2 separate regions of the Homo sapiens genome follow, and region 1 is linked to region 2. Evidence: read pairs that join two places in POLR2A ChIA-PET (ENCODE). Cell type or tissue: GM12878. All regions are shown on one strand.

What was found. ChIA-PET counts read pairs that join two places held together with the same protein. Peaks named below come from ENCODE experiments on the same cell type or tissue, not always from the same donor. Only the 100,000 strongest peaks of a DNase experiment are listed, where the experiment ranks them.
Region 1: POLR2A ChIA-PET joins it to region 2 with 8 read pairs; 5 of 35 experiments call an interaction of 5 or more read pairs at or near these places.

The regions. Positions count from the first base shown.
Region 1 is chr3:73,103,692-73,106,191 of GRCh38, forward strand. The region is part of intron 1 of LOC107986098 (a long non-coding RNA gene); the gene reads left to right. Among named protein-coding and RNA genes, the nearest start is that of EBLN2, 43 kb to the left of the region's middle. In GM12878, no CTCF peak of the experiment used is centred here; no DNase peak of the experiment used is centred here.
Region 2 is chr3:73,449,975-73,452,474 of GRCh38, forward strand. The region is part of intron 3 of PDZRN3 (PDZ domain containing ring finger 3); the gene reads right to left. Among named protein-coding and RNA genes, the nearest start is that of PDZRN3-AS1, 170 kb to the right of the region's middle. In GM12878, no CTCF peak of the experiment used is centred here; DNase peaks (open chromatin) are centred at 7, 1,558 and 1,737; H3K27ac peaks cover 222 bases.

The DNA of each region.
Region 1 (2,500 bases), 350 kb before region 2:
CCCAAGTTGCAAAGGACACACAGCAAGGCATGTGCAGTTATTATTCTGGGTGGTGGCATTTGGGTGATTCTAAGAGATTCATTCTCTTGCTTGTAACTCTTCAGTGGGGCCCATTGTTCTAAGGATGAAGCCTCGCGGACCACACAAGATATGCTGATGAGGCCTCATGTTGTCTGACCCATGCCTGCCTTGCCAACCTGAGTTGCTCCCTCTCTCTCTGGTCCGACAGGCCATCTCTCCTTTCCTCCAGCCTCGGTCCTGGTAGTCTGAGGACCTTTGCACAGGCTCTTTCCTCCACCGGGAAGCCTCTTCCCTGACAGCCCACTTTCCCTTTGCTGCCTCTCCTTCTGTTTTTTTTTTTTTTTTGAGACAGAGTCTTACTCTGTCACCCAGGCTAGAGTACAGTGGCACAATCTCGGCTCACTACAACCTCTGCCTCCCAGGTTCAAGTGATTCTTCTGCTTCAGCCTCCTGAGTAGCTGGGACTACGGGCATTTGCTACCACGCCCGGCTAATTTTTTGTATTTTTAGTAGAGACGGGGTTTCACCATGTTGGCCAGGCTGGTCTCGAACTCCTGACCTTGTGATCCGCCTGCCTCGGCCTCCCGTAGTGCTGGGATTACAGGCGTGAGCCACTGCACCTGGCTGCCTCTCCTTTTATCAGCTCAGTCTTCACTTCTTTAGAGAACCTGCCCTGACTCCCCAAGGCCAGACTCTCCCAGCCCCAAATGTCTCTCCTGGAGGTCCCCGACCCCATTGAGATGAAATGCCCAGTCCTTCTCCCCTGCCCAGTTCTCAGTTCCAAGAAGGCAGGGACGATGCCAGTCTCCCTCCTCTGTTTCTGCTGTGTGTGCCACCAAACAGCAGCACAGAGCTTTACTGAGTGAATGACATGAATACCTTTCTAGATGGCCTGCATTGTGTGTGTGTGTGTGTGTGTGTGTGTGTGTGTGTGTGTGTGTGTGTGAGATGGAGTCTCACTCTGCTGCCCAGGCTGGAGTGCAGTGGGGCGATCTTGGCTCACTGCAGCCTCCACCTCCCGAGCTCAAGCAAATCCTCCCACTTCAGCCTCCCAAGTAGCTGGGATTACAGGTGCCTGCCACCATGCCCGGCTAATTTTTGTAATTGTAGTAGAGATGGGGTTTCACCATGTTGGCCAGGCTGGTCCTGAACTCCTGACCTCAAGTGATCCACCTGCCAAAGTGCTGGGATTACAGGTGTGAGCCACTGCACCTGGCCTGGCCTGCATTTTTATAACTAGCATTTATCCCTCCTTTGAGGGAAAAAACCAAAAATATTTTTTCTGGCAATGCATGATCATTGCAAGAATGTAAAATAATCCAGAGGATGTTAAATTATCCCTATTATATCTTTTTTTTTTTTTTTTTTTTTTTGGGAATCAGGACACTAAAGCAGAAAAAGGAAAGAAGTGAAGGCAAGACATTTCCATATCTTCTTTTTTCTTGAAAGCTGCGGTGTGGTGGAATGTGGCTCTGGAGTCAAACTATCTAAAGTCAATCAATCCTGGTCCAGCACTGCTCTCCACCAGCTGTGTGATTTTGGGCAAAAGGCTTTAACTCTCTGAGTCTCAATTCATATCTATTAGGTGGAGACACTCATGCCTGCCTAGGGTTATTGTGAAGACTCAGTAAGATAATACACATAAAATGCTTAACAAAAGACCAGTGCATAATAAGCATTTAATAATGAATATTTGCACAACCATCCGCCTATCTCTGTCTGGCTAATACAGAACCCAGAGTCAATCATTTTGACAGTTCCATGTAAGCAGGGACATCATCTGTTTTGCTCCCTACCATAATGCCAGTCGTAGGATGGTGCCTAGCACATAATAAAAGTTCAATAAGTATGTTTTGAATACATTTGAAGACACTGATGAATTTCTTAAGATCCTAGACAGCATTACTCATTTTTCTTTTCTTTTTCTTTTTTCTTGAGACGGAGTCTCGCTCTGTTGCCCAGGCTGGAGTGCAGTGGCACAATCTCGGCTCACTGCAAGCTCCGCCTCCCGGATTCATGTGATTCTCCTGCCTCAGCCTCCCGAGTAGCTGGGACTACAGGTGCCTGCCATCACGCCTGGCTAATTACTCATTTTTCTGAGATGGCAGAATTGGAAAAAAATCACGAACACATCTTTTCTCCTGTTTATTTTATTTTATTATTTATTTATTTATTTGAGATTTGAGATTTATTTATCTTGCTCTGCCACCGAGGCTGGAGTGCAGTGGTGCAATCTTGGCTCACTGCAACCTTCACCTCCTGGGTTCAAGTGATGTTTCTGCTTCAGCCTCCCGAGTAGCTGGGATTACAGGCCCTTGCCACTATGCCCAGCTAATTTTTTTTTGTATTTTTAGTAGAGATGGGGTTTCACCATGTTGGCCAGGCTGGTGTTGAACTCCCGACCTCAGGTGATCCGCCTGCCTTGGCTTCCCAAAGTGCTGGGATTACAGGTGTGAGCCACCATGGCTGGCCTATTTTA
Region 2 (2,500 bases):
CCATAGGTACCTCCTCTGGAGGACGATGATGAGAAGGGTCCTTAGGAGGCACTGGATGGACTGTGCCTTTTCCTTTACTCTCAGTTCTCTTTTTATTAATTAAAGACCTCTGAAGGAAGAAAATAAGTCAGCCCAGTTCCACTGCAAGTTCTAACAGCATTGGTTTTTGGAAAATGTTTCCTAAGATATTTTTATATTTAATGTGAGAGAGGCTTCCCTCTCATGATGCCAGTCCATTCTACATTACTGTGTTCTACATTGACATGCCACTGATCCCATATGCCTTCTCAGTAGCAATTCTTCCTTACCCTATAGAGCGTACTAAACATTCTCAAGCCCTTGTTAAACATACTACTTAGCTATTCTCCAAGTTATATTTAAAAATGGGTGACATTGCTCATGGATGTGCAGATTGGCATCATAATCAATACACACACAAAATACAAAAGGTGTGGTAAGAGCTAGGCTCAAGCTGATCAGTGCAGCCAATAGATATCGAGGCCTATCACGTAATCAGGCACATTAATAAGTCACGATTCATTTTCTTTTTAGCAGGGAGGACATGCTATACATCTAATCAGTATATTTTTAATAAAGGAATAGCCCACTTGTAATAAATACATACATACATTCCAAATAGCTTGTGTGATTTTCCAAATTGAGCAAAAAATGTGGTCAAACTGGTTTAGGGTACAAGTTTAAATTCCAAAAGGCATTTTTGCATTTCTGCTAACTAGAGTAGGAAGAGGAGGAAAACCATCCAACAGCACCATTACTATCTCTGCATCACACCTGCCTTTGAAAGATCAGAACTGAAAAGGCAGACTGGCTGGTGCTGCCCATCAGAAGCCTTAATTCTTTTCACCCTCTGGATGAGACCTGCAGAATCAACAATCAAAAAAGTTCTTCCGCTGATAATTATTCTAGGATGATTTGGAATATTTCTCATGCTCTTTAAAAAAAAAAAAGCTGGCACATCTCAAATTTCACCCACACCCACCTCTATTTGGAGTTTTCAGGCCATTGGGGAAACCTACCGTCACCGCCAATCCTGACCTGTAAACTGCAAGTCAGGAGGAATCCAATAGGATGGCAGAAACAGTCTTGACATCTCACTTCAGAAGACAATGTCAGTGCACTGCTTGCCAGATGACATCCTATGCTGTGTTCCTCGGAGCTGCAAATACTTCTTCCGGGTGGGGAGCAGGCCCCTGGGACACCGAAACTGGCTCACATCCACAGGCAATATAGTAATTAATGGTGTCTTTCAGGGCAAGCGCAGTAAAAAAATAATTGCTCTCAAATTTTTACTGCTAATAAATGATTGGTACAGTCAATATTTGTGTTGTTGGGAGTGGATGTGTGGCTCTATGTGTTAGAGGATGAGGAGGAAAGTCTTTTGGATGCAAATATCCAAACCAGTCTATCAGCTCAGTTAATAACTCTGACCTGCCAGACCACAAGTGCTGAATATGTTGACTTTAAATGTCTACAGGGAACATATGTCATGGATCAGAGAACACACTGATTAGTCCAACAGAGACCAAAGTCTGTCACTTTGGTCATGGTGCAAAGATGTGCCAAACAGGGTCACTAAAGAGAGTAAATAAATGGGAGAAAAATACCAAAGCAAAGTTGGTTTTAGAGAGAGGCTGAGCTGCCAACTACCTGGCTAAATGCTATTTGATTAGGTAAAATATATTTCCTGCCCCAGCACACCTGCCCACTGTGTTAAAACATCGCTTCCCCTTTCTTAAAATAACTACCAGCTTGCTGATGCCAAGTAACTCTCACTCATGTCGTAATCATTTACTATCATATGATAGGTCATCAGCTTTCTGCCTATTGAATCCCGCAGATGCTCTAGCTTCTCATCACACACACACACACACACACAGCCTTATAAACAGAGATTTAAAGATGACTGTGCTCAGGGTGTTTACTGGGAAGTCAGTTCTCCTAAGGAACAGGAATCCCTTGCTGGTATGAACTGTGAACACAGAGAAAATTGTGAGGGCCAAACAGAATCGAATCTTTACTAATGTGGGTAAGCAATAACCTGCTATGTCTTTATGGGCTAGTTAGCTCAGCTATGGGCTAATTAGCTCAGCTGGTTAGACGATGGATATAGCTCGGGCCACAGCAATAAGTCTGATTCCCATGTGAAGAGGACAAATGACCTCCTGGCTACAGACTGACTCCTTTATCTCCAGCCATCATTCCACAGATAGACGCTCTCAGGGTGGAATGTGGGGCTACACGACTCAAAGGCACTGTCAAGGTGGTAGGTTAGTAGCACGGTCTCAAATAGGGGTGGGGTCACTAAAGAGAGTAAATAAATGGATTTAGACTTGAGCCACAAAACACACGGCTTTTCTCTACCACCAACATGATAATTATTTGTTATCTTCTCCAAGAAATCACAAAATAGCTGCCACAGAGAGTTCTCCAAAACTGGTATAGGAATATACTTTTTAACTTTGCAAAGGTAATTCCATTT